Regions from separate parts of the Homo sapiens genome. Here all the other regions are linked to region 1. A link is a contact called in ENCODE Hi-C or POLR2A ChIA-PET data. All regions are on one chromosome and are shown on one strand. The core of a region is the stretch at or near the end of the contact, and the rest is flanking DNA. Distances in the headings are between cores, read along the strand shown.

Region 1 (4,248 bases), core at 989-3,488:
CTTGACCTGGATATTATTTTTGGCATTTAATGTTCAGCAAGCTAGTTTTGACCATGTACTTTCCTATTCGTAAGTGACTGTGCTTTGGAATATACTAGAAAATGTATGTAAAATGTCTGGTTTTAAAAAGATGAAACCACAATATATTCAATTCCCTTTGGAAGTTAGCCATGTATCGCTTTTCTAAATTTTACAAAAAGGAGAGTTACAAAACGTTACTCTGTTAATCAAGGATAAGGCTGAAATGGAGAGTTTTTTTTTTTAATGGAAATGGACTGCACTATAAAAACATTTGATTGAAATGAAAGAAGCTGTAATGTGGTCAAATGATGATTTCTATCTTAATGCTGGACTGATGCAAGCCAAAGAAGGGTCAATGTTGCCGCAGGATTACAAGCCCTGCTGAAAGAGATGCATGATGCAACCTCTGTAGTGAACAGAGTCAACTCTTGAGTCACCAGTCTAACCTTTGAGAAGCACTAAGGAAAAAGAAAATTCTTGAGTACTGAGTCACAGGCTCAACATCTTAATAAAGTGTGTTTAGGATGTTTTAGTGGTATCTGGACACAGTATACCCATGAATCTCAAATATTTCATATCAGAGCTTTGCCCTTTCCATAGTAGGTCCTCCAAAAACATTCCTCAAACAAATGAATTTTTTTTTTTTTTTTGAGATGGAGTCTAGCTCTGCTGCCCAGGCTGGAGTGTAGTGACGTGATCTCGGCTCACTGCAACCTCCACCTCCCGGGTTCAAGCGATTCTCCTGCCTCAGCCTCCCGAGTAGCTGGGACTACAGGCATGCACCACCACGCCCAGCTAATTTTTGGATTTTTATAGAGATGGGGTTTCATCGTGTTACCCCGGATGGTCTTGATCTCCTGACCCCGTGATCCGCCCACCTCGGCCTCCCAAAGTGTTGGGATTACAGGCGTGAGCCACCACGCCCGGCCACAGATGAATTTTTTGTTTTAAAGTTAAGAGATCAGGCACAGTGTCTCACACCTGTAATCCCAGCACTTTGGGAGGCCGAGGTGGGCAGATCGCTTGAGGTTGGGAGTTCGAAACCAGCCTGGCTAAAATGGTGAAACCTCATCTCCACAAAAAAAAAAAAAAAAAAATTAGCCAGGCATGGTGGTGCGTGCCTGTAATCCCAGCTACTCAGGAGGCTGAGGCAGGAGAATCGCTTGAACCCCGGAAGCGGAGGTTGCAGTGAGCTGAGATTGCACTACTGAACTCCAGCCTGGGCGTGACAGAGTGATACTCCGTCTTGAAAAAAAAAAAAGTATTGGCAATAGAGTGAACTCCACCTGGTTATCAATCCTAACTCCATCACTCACCAGCTCTGTGACTTGTTTAGTTATTTAATCTTTTTCAGTTTCAATGTCCTCATCTGGAAAACGGGAAATGCCTACCGAGTATTGAACTGTCAAGACTAAATGACACATGAAAAGCACACTGAACAATGCTTAATCCACGGTAGGCTTTCAGCAAATAGTGGTCTCTATTATTTTTTGCAACAGGATGTTATATAAGAATAAGGCATTATCAAGACGATTTTCGCCTATCAAATGTGTTGTCTGCGTGTACATCAGACCTTTTCCTGGAATGAAGGTAGAAAAGTATCAACAATAAAGGATGGAGAAAGCCCCGTAAATGATAACCTTTGCCCCAGAGGGAAAGGATGGGCAGCGGAGGGGAAAGTAAAGGGTGGCAAGCTAGAAAAATTAGACATCCAGTGTGGGAGGGCTGGCACTGGAGTGGGTTGCCACAGTAGGGAGGGGACTCAGAGCTGGAGGCAATTCCTTTGGCCGGGCTTGTCCTGCGACTTACCGTGGGGCAGCGCAATGTGGAGAGGCCTGGTAAAATGGCTGGGCAAGGGTGCGGAGGGGACATAACTGGCAGGAAGGAGTCATGATTCGTGGTCGAACAGAGTCCAGACCAGCTCGACCTGTGAGCAACGAACGGCCCTGAGACTCGCATACCCCAATACCGGTAGTGGCCGTGAAGGGCAAAGAAATGTGTTCTGAGGCGATCCCAGCATCTAAGCTGCGACTGGTCTACTCAGAGACTGGATGGAAGCTGGGAAGAGAAAGCTGCTTCCCGCTTCGGGGTGAGGGATGGAGGAAGGGAGAACAAGCAGTAGAGAAGAAAAAGTTTCAGATCCCACAGCCCCGGGGGGTCACTCCTGCTGGACCTACTCCGACCCCCTAGGGCCGGGAGTGAAGGCGGGACTTGTGCGGTTACCAGCGGAAATGCCTCGGGGTCAGAAGTCGCAGGAGAGATAGACAGCTGCTGAACCAATGGGACCAGCGGATGGGGCGGATGTTATCTACCATTGGTGAACGTTAGAAACGAATAGCAGCCAATGAATCAGCTGGGGGGGGCGGAGCAGTGACGTTTATTGCGGAGGGGGCCGCTTCGAATCGGCGGCGGCCAGCTTGGTGGCCTGGGCCAATGAACGGCCTCCAACGAGCAGGGCCTTCACCAATCGGCGGCCTCCACGACGGGGCTGGGGGAGGGTATATAAGCCGAGTAGGCGACGGTGAGGTCGACGCCGGCCAAGACAGCACAGACAGATTGACCTATTGGGGTGTTTCGCGAGTGTGAGAGGGAAGCGCCGCGGCCTGTATTTCTAGACCTGCCCTTCGCCTGGTTCGTGGCGCCTTGTGACCCCGGGCCCCTGCCGCCTGCAAGTCGGAAATTGCGCTGTGCTCCTGTGCTACGGCCTGTGGCTGGACTGCCTGCTGCTGCCCAACTGGCTGGCAAGATGAAGCTCTCCCTGGTGGCCGCGATGCTGCTGCTGCTCAGCGCGGCGCGGGCCGAGGAGGAGGACAAGAAGGAGGACGTGGGCACGGTGGTCGGCATCGACCTGGGGACCACCTACTCCTGGTAAGTGGGGTTGCGGATGCAGGGGGACGGGGCGTGGCCGCCTGGCCTGGCGTGAGAAGTGCGGTGCTGATGTCCCTCTGTCGGGTTTTTCTGCCAGCGTCGGCGTGTTCAAGAACGGCCGCGTGGAGATCATCGCCAACGATCAGGGCAACCGCATCACGCCGTCCTATGTCGCCTTCACTCCTGAAGGGGAACGTCTGATTGGCGATGCCGCCAAGAACCAGCTCACCTCCAACCCCGAGAACACGGTCTTTGACGCCAAGCGGCTCATCGGCCGCACGTGGAATGACCCGTCTGTGCAGCAGGACATCAAGTTCTTGCCGTTCAAGGTTCGACCGGGTTTTTCTCATCCAGTTAGAGAACGGGTGGGTGGTGGGAGTATTTAGAGTTATAAGTCTCTGGAAAAGTGTTGAGACAACAGTTGAAGGTTATAGACATGATGTATGTAATAACTTTAATACTATTAGTATGTTACAAAACTTAAGACAGTTGCTGTCGTACTGTCTACGATAGTTTAGGAATAAAAGACCGATTAAAACTGAACTTTGTAAGACACCTATACTCCCTGAAGTATTTCTAGTCAATTTGCAGCCCCAAGGGACCAAAATAAACCAAATTGTGGGGATGGTAGTGGGTCTTTTAAACTTTGAGATGTCATTGTATCTGTGTCTGAAAACAATAATTCTTTAAAATAGGTGGTTGAAAAGAAAACTAAACCATACATTCAAGTTGATATTGGAGGTGGGCAAACAAAGACATTTGCTCCTGAAGAAATTTCTGCCATGGTTCTCACTAAAATGAAAGAAACCGCTGAGGCTTATTTGGGAAAGAAGGTAAATATTTCTAGAACAATGTTAAGTATTTTTTGATCATTAGTATTCTCGGTTGGCTGTTATGTATAGAAGCCTTCGTGAAGGGTTTCAAAAATTTTAATCAGAATGGTATTCATGCTTGTCAGGTTTAATTATTGAGTCCCTTACTATAAGCCAAACAAAATAGACTTTTCATGTATTATTTAATGCTTACAATTCCAGGGACATAAAATTTTATATGTTGTATTCATCAATAAGTTGGCTTAAAAACTAAAGTGATGGTTTGACTGTAATTTTTTTTTTTTGAGATGGAGTCTTGCTCTGTTGCCCAGGCTGGACTGCAGTGGCACGATCTCAGCTCACTGCAACCTCTGCCTCCCGGGTTCAAGCAGCTCTCCTGCCTCAGCCTCCCAAGTAACTGGAACTACAGGCACACCACCACACCTGGCTAATTTTTTTTTTTTTTTTTAATTTTCAGTAGAGACAGGGTTTCTCCACATTGCCCAGGCTGGTCTTGAAATCCTGCCCTCAGGTGATCCTCCTGCCT
Region 2 (4,248 bases), core at 1-2,500, 500 kb before region 1:
GGCGGCGCCCGCTGCCCTCACGCGGCCGCCGCGCCGCCTCCTCGCCGCCGCGCGCCCCGCCGGGCGGCCCCGCGCAACTTGCTCCTCAGCGCCCGCCGAGTTGCCGGGACGCCCGCCGCCCCCCGCGCCAGCCTGCGCACTGCCCTCCTCGGCCGCCGCCGCCGCCTCGGCCAGGCGGGATCCGAGCCCCGGCGGCCCCGGGGGAGGCAGCGGCGGCGGCGGCGGGCGGCGGCGGAGGAGGAGGCCTGCGGGCGGGCCGCGGGGAGCGAGGGGGGGCGGAGGAGGAAAGTTTGGGAGCGGGCGGGCAGAGGCGGCGGGGGCGCTGAGCCCGGAGGAGGGCCCCGGCGGGCCGCGCGCCGGGCGGACAGCCGATGGATAGGGCGGGAGAAGTCGCCGCCGCCGCCGCCGGAGCCGCGCACCCAGCCAGCAGCCGCCGCGGACCGGGCTGGAAGGCCGCTGGGCCGAGGGATTGACAGGCTGCCAGTGCCACTCACTCACTGCGGCCCCGCGCCGGGGGGAGGGACGGGGGCTGGCAAGGGCGGGGGAGCGCTCCTCAGACCCCGCCCCCGGGGCGGTGCGCGCGCTCATTGGGCTCTGCGCCTCCCGCCGCCGCCGCCGGCACCGCCCCCGGGGCCCGGCCCGTTCCCTCTGGCCTCTGATACTCCGCGCTCCGGAGTGTGCCGCCGGATCCTCGCTCCAACCTCGTCGCGTCCTAGCCCCCCGGGATAGACCGGGCCGGCCCACAAACGGTGTGCCCGCACCCCGACTCCTGCTCCATGCTTTTGGCAGTCATGGGAGCGGGGGGTTGTGTATGGGACAGTGGGCAACTCGCTGCAAAGCCAACCGTGTGCTCCCCCGCCGCGCCCGTGAGCTTCACGCCTCGGACAGCTCCTGGTGCACTTTCCCGCTCTTCCTGTCAGGAGGTGGTGCCCTCTGGGTACCAGGCCGCTCGTCCCGGGCCAATCGCAAAGCGCTTAGAGCCGAATGGGGCGGGACAGAGGCAAGAAAGGGTCGTCCCAATTGGAGCGTTCGAAAGGTTCTGGGCAGAGGCGGGGAAGCGGCGAGTGGGGGCCTCGCCCCGCCTGCGGTCGCCATGGTAACCGAGAGGGCGCAGCTCAGCGTTGGCGCCAGCACCGGGGTCTTGTGCTGTCCCTCAATGGGTGACCAGTTAAGGTGGGAACCTGTGGTCTCACATACTTGAAGTCTGAGCTGAGTGGACCTGACTGCCATAGACTTTCCATTGAAAGGGGAAATGTGTCAGAGAGAAGCGAGTCTGGGAGGAGGGAAAGTGCCTTCAGTCCAGGACTAATTTCAAGGTTTACAACACTTTACACACTCTGCAACTCCTGATAATCCAGGGACTACTCCTTTGGCAGCGTTTGCTATTCGATGCCTCCAGATGTACTGAAGCTGCAAAAACGAGCTCTTCATTACAAAGATACGTTTGTTTAGGAAGAGACTGGATTTCACTTGTCAACTTACCCCATCACCACGAGTCATTTAATGTTGGTAACGCCAGCCACGATTTTTCGTATCTATAACACCCCTTCTTCCATTGAATTCTACCTACAAATAACTGAAGGCTCACATTATTTTGGAATATGGACCTCCGCCTCTTGTGGAGACTTGAGATTGCTCTTAAGCTGATTTCCCAAACAGGGGCTGCAATGTGTGTTCCCGATTTTAGATTCATTGAGCTCACCCTAGATGAGTCCTTTGGTTCGGTGGTTCGGAAAAGTCTCTTTGTTCCTTCTCCAAACTCAGTAAGCTGTCTTACCTGAAACCAAAAATAGGGGTATGAGGATATGAAAAATGGCTCTTACTCTGCAGGGTTTAATGTAGGACAAGCAGTTCTTTAAATGCCAGATGGATTCTTGGAATGAAGCAGGCTACTCGGTTCCAGGTTCTTTCCTTCATATGTTGTGTGTACTTTTAAATACTCCCCACTGCAAAGCTAATAGCTAAGCTTACAGTTAGGCAAGCTAAAATCCTTACAAACTGCACAGCTGCTGAGGAGGGAGTTCCAAAAAATCCACTCTGCTTACTTACCTCCAAAGAAGAACCCCCTTCATGTTCATTAATATTCTCTGCTCTTCTATACCCCATTGATATGTCAAGTTTCCAATTCTTCTTTGAAGCCCCCATTATGGGTTACTTATAATCGTCATTGATTGGGTTTTTTCTTTATTCTTAATTTGTTTTTTAAAGCTGTCACCAAATTCTTAAGCATTTTTGCCAAAAGGCGCAGGAGCAAGCGGTCAACCTTTCATAATTCTCCAACGCTGAGGATGCAAAACCACAGAATTCTAACTGAAAGATGCCTTAAATTCTAAGATTCCTTCCAGCTGTAAAATTCAATAATCCTGTGACTCACTATTAGGACTCCTCTCTGCCCTCCTTCTAGACTCATAATCTTGACTAATCAGTCATGAGGATGAGGCTAATTAGCAATGGGGATTTATGGTTATTTCTAGCCCACTCCGAACAATGAGTTATGTAAGCAAAGCAACATATATAAAAATGTAAATAGGCCGGTGGCTCATGCCTGTAATCTCAGAACTTTGGGAGGCCGAGGCAGGTGGATCACAAGGTCAGGAGTTGAGACCAGCCTGGCCAACATGGTGAAACCCCATCTCTACTAAAAATACAAAAAATTAGCTGGGCTTGGTGGCAGGCGCCTGTAATCCCAGCTACTCAGGAGGCTGAGGCAGGAGAATCACTTGTACCCAGGAGGTGGAGGTTGCGGTGAACTGAGATTGTGCCACTCCCCTCCAGCCTGGGCGACAGAGTGAGACTTCTTTTCAAAAAAAAAAAAAAAAAGTAAATAAAGAAACACTTAAGCAAATAAAGGCAATTGGGAACTATGGGCTGTGTAAACACACTGGAACATAAAAACATAAATTAGAATTAAGAAAACAGTTAGGCAAATGCCAGCAATTAGGAATAAAACAACTTGTTAAATGTCTAACACCCACAGTTATTTTATGGTACACTCCTCTACACCCATGGTCATTCAGTGATGTGGAAACTTGATACCATAATTCTGCCTTAAGTGATTGAATTAGACTGACCTTCTGCTTGGGAGGCTTCTCTTTTTGTTGTTATCAGTATGAGTTGCAGTAGAAGCCTGAGGACCCTAGCAAGGATTCCTTCACAGGCTCATTGACAACTGCCGTTGATTTAAAGCATAACTTTTTTAGACTGGTTTCCAAGCCTCAATATAACTGTCAACTAATTGCAGATGTTCCAGGATCTCTTGGTGCTCGTGCCAGTGTCTCATGTAGAATGTTGCGTGATCTCTGCTCAAGAATCTGAGTCACAAGGTTGATGCCTTCACAGATGACAGAACAGAAGTTCCCTGAGTACCCGAGTCTGTCTTTGCTGTTTCTAAGGTAGTGATTATTAAAATGTCAAGGGAAATGAAATTGACTTTTGGTGAGCAGACATTCATGTAAAGTTAACAGTGACAAAGTGGTGAAAACCAAGCAGATGTTCCTTCATGGCCATCCCTTTCCATGAGTTTATATTAACATCACCATTGCCTCTGTCATCAATAGGGTGACTATCACAGCAGATGCCATTATTGAGCACTTTCTTTGGGGGTACACTATCCTCTGTGTTCCCTTGCTTCATCTTATTACAGTCTCACAACAGCCTGCTTGGGATTGTTATTAAATAAGAAATAGAATGAGAGAGAGTAAGAAATTTCCACAAGACCACAAAGCCAGTAAGTACTAGAGCTTGAATTCAAATATTGATCTATGTGGCTGCAAAGACTACCGTATAAAACACTGTGCAAAAAAGTAATTTAGCCAGGCTGGTGACATGCAACTGTAGTTCCAGCTACTTTAGAGGCAGAAACAGGAGAATCACTTGAGTGCAGTAGTTTGAGGCTGCAGTATGCTATGATCACACTTGTGAATAGCCACTGCACTCTAGCTTGAGCAAAGTAGTGCTACCATTTCTCCTAAAATTTTTTTAAAAGTTATTTAAGATTATGAAGTAAAAATCACAAGACCTTAACAGATAAACTGAAAAATTAATGAAAATAAGTAACTAGGTGCTTAATAAAGAGAGAATAAACAGCTATATTAGAGGAATCCAGGTCTCAAGGCAGGGGAGGAGGGAAATTAAGGACAGTCAGACCATTCTTCAAAGCCACATTGGGTCCCACCTCTCCGAAGCTTTTCTGTGATGCCTGTCTTCTCTGATCTTTGTCTCCTCTAAACTCCCTCAGAAGATTGCAGT
Region 3 (4,248 bases), core at 1-2,500, 410 kb before region 1:
ACTTCTTCCACCCTGAGCTCTCTGTCTAGGCCTCATTTCTGCAGTTAGCTGTGAACCTTGCCAGTCTGTGGTGGCTTCCTTTGTTGTGGAGCCATCTTCTAAAAATTCCATGAGGTAGAATTCACCATTGGCTTAAGGCTTTTCAAAGGAAGGCAGACTCTTGCCATGGAAAGAACATGTTTGTCAGGCTTGGGTTAAAATCTTTTGATCTGAGAGCTAAAGGGTGAGTAAGAACTAGCTAAGAAAAGGGGGAGGAGAAAGGAACAGAAGGTCTGAGGCAAGGGGAATTTGGCAATTTTGAGGAACCAAAAGAAAGTTGTGTGACTGGAGCCCTAGGGTGAAGTAGATCGTGGTGAAAAGTGAAGCTCTGGGGGAAGACCGGGTATGATTGGTAGAGGTGTTCTCTTTAACCTCATGGCACGGGGAAGCCTTGAACAAGGATTTAAATGGGGAGGTGAGGTAATCAAATTTGTTTTGAAAAGACCCCTGGGGCTGTGCTGCCGAGTATATCCCTGAGAAGGGTTTGTGAGGATAGAGAAACTAATCAAGACATTTTTTGCAGTGCTCTGGGTGAGAGAGTGGTAACTTGGGCTTGCTTGTTAGAATGAAGATGGAGTGAATGAATTCGAGAGATATTTAGTAGTAGGCAAAAGTGGTAGGATTTGATGATGTATGCAGAGAACAGGGTTAGAAGGGGGTTTGAAGGATGATTTCCTGGTCCGTGTCCGGCTTGTGGAGCTGGATGGATAATGAAACCATCCCTGAGTTAGGAAGCACTGAAAGAGGGCTTCTCCCTCAAAGAACGAGGCCATAATTTTACTATCTTGAAGATATCTCTCCAGAGAAATCAAATGACAGCCCAGGGTCACCTAGCTGGGCATAGAATCCAGGTGTTCTAATTCTCAAAGATTCTTATTTTCTTCTTTTCTTTTTTTTTTTTTTTTTTTGAGACGGAGTTTCTGTCACCCATTGGCAGCTGTTTTGGACCTGCTGACTACAGATCATAGACTGTTACCATGTCCTTGAAGACACTGTACATCTTTTTGGGAGGTGGGGTATATCCTATTGTCTGGTTTGTGTTTGGGGAATCTGAGGCAGTGCTTTTTGAGGTGAGAGTGGAGCAAAAAGCCTCTTTTTTGTTCTCGCTTGTCAGCCAGCCTTGAAACTGGCCAAGGAATTGCCTTCAGACGTTAGTCACCTTCCAGACACTTCCTCTCCCATCAGTCACTTCCTCTCAGATGACAGGGATGTGCACTCAGATGCCCAGCCTGACTCACCAGGCCATTCAGAGGAGAAAACGATAGGGTAATTTTATTCTTTTATTTTCGAGAGAGTAATTTTAAATGAGGCAGATGCCAGGTGTCATTTAAGACGTGTTGATTGTAATTGTTGGAGGTTAGGGGACTAAGAGGTAAACAACATGGACGTATTTTTGTTACAATGAGATTACTGTTGTTGTACTACCTTCTCACTACCTGACTAATTACCAGGTTAGAAGAGGGAATCTGGTTGGAATGAATATCGAGCACTGAGGTCTAGCCCAGGAGACAATCCTTGTAGGTATGGAGGGGACTAGGGATGGTGTCATTTTACATTCAGCCTTCTCATCCTGGGGTACTTTGCTCTGCATGGTTTGCAGTAGAGAGATTGTCTTCTCCCTCGAAGAATGAGGCCATGATTTTACTATCTTGAAGACCTCTATCCAGAGAAATCAAATGACAGCCTAGGCTCCACCTAGCTGGGCATAGAATCCAAGTGTTCTAATTCTCAGAGATTCTTATTTTCTTATTTTCTTTTCTTTTTTTTTTTGAGTCAGAGTCTCTGTCGCCTAGGCTGGAGTGCAGTGGTGTGATCTTGGCTCACTGCAACCTCCGCCTCCCGGGTTTAAGCGATTCTCCTACCTCAGCCTCCCAAGTAGCTGGGATTACAGGTGCGTGCCACCACGCCCAGCTAATTTTTGTATTCTTTCTAGAGGCGGGGTTTCACCATGTTGGTCAGGCTGGTCTCCAACTCCTGACCAGGTAATCCGCCTGCCTCGGCCTCCCAAAGTGCTGGGATTACAGGTATGAACCACTGTGCCCAGCTGAGATTTTTATTTTCATTAATGGGGTTCATACAAAATGGAAACTTGATTTCCAGGACTACTAGGCCATGTGTTAGAAGGAACACTGACAGGGAATCAGAAGACTTGAGTGTTAGTCCTGGCCATGCAGTTCCTTCTCTCTGATGTAGGACAAGTAATCTCTCATCTATGAGCCTTGATTTCTGCGTGTTTAGAATCAGGAATGTGGCTTAGATGACCTCTTGGATTCTTTTTGGCTTTAAGATTCCAGAGTTTTGTGATTAGGGAGGTGATTGACATCAGTGAGATGTAGGGGGGTACAGATGGGAAAACTACAACTTTTGAAGAGTTAATCTTTTGTGTATACATTGGAACTTTCCTCTTAATTATCCTAACAGAACAGTGATCTAGGGAGTATTAGCTCCAGGTGAGGGAACAGGCTGAGAGAGAGAAAGTGAGGTGCTCAAGGATTCCCCACTAGTGTGTGGCAGAGCTGGTATTCAGCTCCTTTTTCTCCTATTCCAGTACCACAGCTCTTTTTCCTAGACTCTTGCAGTCGTTGTTATGGCGAAAACAAAAACAGTTAACATTTGAAATTTTTTAAAATTTAAAAACAAAAGTTTTTCCTTTAGCAGTGGACTTGAAACCTGACGGACTGCTTCAGATCTTTTTATCAGTTATATGGATTGGGCAAGTTACTGCATCTTGTTAGCCTTAACTTCCTTACATGTAAAAAAAAAAAAAAAAAAGATATTGGGACTGGGGAAGGGGAATGCTTTCACACGTAGTAACTGGTGTGTGCCTCACAAATGTTTGTTTATTTCCATTGATTTTTCTGGTGTGCAGAGTGGATTCGTTCACACATCTCTATCCATCGAATACATCATTTACTAGGCACCCACACTGTACTGGCTCATTTCAAACATTTATTGCATACCAGCTCTGCACCGTGCACTGATAAATAAAATGGGGCTGACTGCCCTTGGGGAACTTAAAAGACAAGAGCGGCCATATGGCCATCAAGTGGAGAAACTATACTTTACATGAATGATCGTGCCCAGTGCTGAGGACTGTGACAGTGGTCCATGACATTAGGTGCACCTGACCGAGCAGAGGAACAGAACCACGAACAACAAACCAGAGAGCAAATGTGATGGGCACTATAGATGAATAGTAGATGAATACTGTCTACGGCTCGGATCTGAGCCAGTTTCTTATCCTTGGTGTGGTTGTCCGAATTTCAGTTGTATTCCTACAGGCCAGGGAATTCAGCTTTGGTCACTCTTATAATGAAGCCCAGAATGGTACTCTCCACATAGAAATGTGGAAGTTTTTAAAAATGGCAGTGATAAATTTCAAATGTCATTATTCTTTGAGGCTTGCAACTACATGGCAGTATCATAAGAGCTGTGTTTTATTAGTATTTCCACTTTACTTTCTGTTAAACTGAAGTTTAACACCTAGACAAAGATACATGTAAGAAATTTTACAAAATACATGTAAGTTTAGGAAATTTGCAAAATATGCTGCTATGCAACCAAAGATTAAATTGATTTGTTATATGTGCATTTAGCTACAATTCATTTTAATTGTCCGTATGAAGTTAAAAAGTATTAGTGTCAGATAAAGATTCATCACCAGAGCGTGATTTAAGGCTGGTGCTGGAGAACGCAGGCATGTGTTCCGGCAGATGTTTGTATAAGGCGCTGTCTTTCCTGACAGCAGTTAAAAAGTATGGTTATAGTAATCAAATTGTGGTGCAGCGACTCTGAGGCTAGGGCCAGATTGAATTAAAATAGATATAAGATTTATGAATAGCAATAGCTGTGATAAAATTTCACTGCCTTCTTCAACAGGAAGGACTTTTTCCACTGTGGAAAGAAGAAAATCTAATAACCACTTTTCTAAAACTGTGGTTTTGCTGACTTTCATTTTCTCTTCCTAATTATGGTATCAAAACAATAACTTGCTGGGTTCTTTTTTCAACCATGATGACCTTTTTTTCCTCTTTCTATTTTATTAGGTTTCTAGCTTTAAAACAAGTCTTTTTAAATGATGTTATTGTTTTAGTTTAGAAACAAAATTCATAAAATCTAGCCTATGAGATTTAAGCCCCCTTTTAAGGAAGGTTTTATCATTATTACCATAGCTCCATTTTATTGAGTCTTATTTTGTACCAAGTCCTC

What was found. Hi-C counts contacts between places; a loop is a spot of excess contacts on that map. ChIA-PET counts read pairs that join two places held with the same protein, here RNA polymerase II (POLR2A). Pooled maps may share reads with other maps.
Region 2: a map of B cell shows a loop between it and region 1 (25-fold over the local background). The contact joins the promoter of PBX3-DT here to the promoter of HSPA5-DT in region 1. A Hi-C loop is called at or near these places in 5 of 168 maps with a recorded cell type or tissue (B cell, CD4-positive, alpha-beta T cell, heart left ventricle and 1 more), 2 of 37 single-sample maps with no recorded cell type and 16 of 50 pooled maps. POLR2A ChIA-PET finds 5 or more read pairs at or near these places in 2 of 52 experiments (AG04449 and HEK293).
Region 3: a loop to region 1 is called in a pooled map, with 5 times the contacts of the local background. The contact joins the enhancer-like site here to the promoter of HSPA5-DT in region 1. A Hi-C loop is called at or near these places in 1 of 37 single-sample maps with no recorded cell type and 6 of 50 pooled maps. POLR2A ChIA-PET finds 5 or more read pairs at or near these places in 1 of 52 experiments (GM12878).

Annotation. Positions count from the first base shown.
Region 1 is chr9:125,239,646-125,243,893 of GRCh38, reverse strand. HSPA5-DT (HSPA5 divergent transcript) reads right to left here and starts at 2,238. Exons shown (of 3, transcript NR_186826.1): 1 at 1,831-2,238. It overlaps HSPA5 (heat shock protein family A (Hsp70) member 5), which reads left to right and starts at 2,551. Exons shown (of 8, transcript NM_005347.5): 1 at 2,551-2,889; 2 at 2,987-3,218; 3 at 3,585-3,722. The coding sequence starts at 2,768. RefSeq lists enhancers at 1,953-2,262, 1,912-2,416, 2,230-2,524, 2,417-2,921, 3,063-3,142.
Region 2 is chr9:125,742,931-125,747,178 of GRCh38, reverse strand. It overlaps PBX3-DT (PBX3 divergent transcript), which reads left to right and starts at 1,250. Exons shown (of 2, transcript NR_122032.1): 1 at 1,250-1,763; 2 at 3,242-3,425. RefSeq lists silencers at 1-31, 282-711.
Region 3 is chr9:125,646,498-125,650,745 of GRCh38, reverse strand. The region is part of intron 4 of MAPKAP1 (MAPK associated protein 1); the gene reads left to right. Among named protein-coding and RNA genes, the nearest start is that of MAPKAP1, 59 kb to the left of the region's middle. RefSeq lists enhancers at 1-166, 207-256, 317-586, 597-646, 282-1,481. Within about 2 kb of position 1,250, at least 14 of the 41 ENCODE cell types and tissues checked have a DNase peak (open chromatin) inside an H3K27ac peak, as active enhancers do; they include GM12878, where a contact is called at or near this core.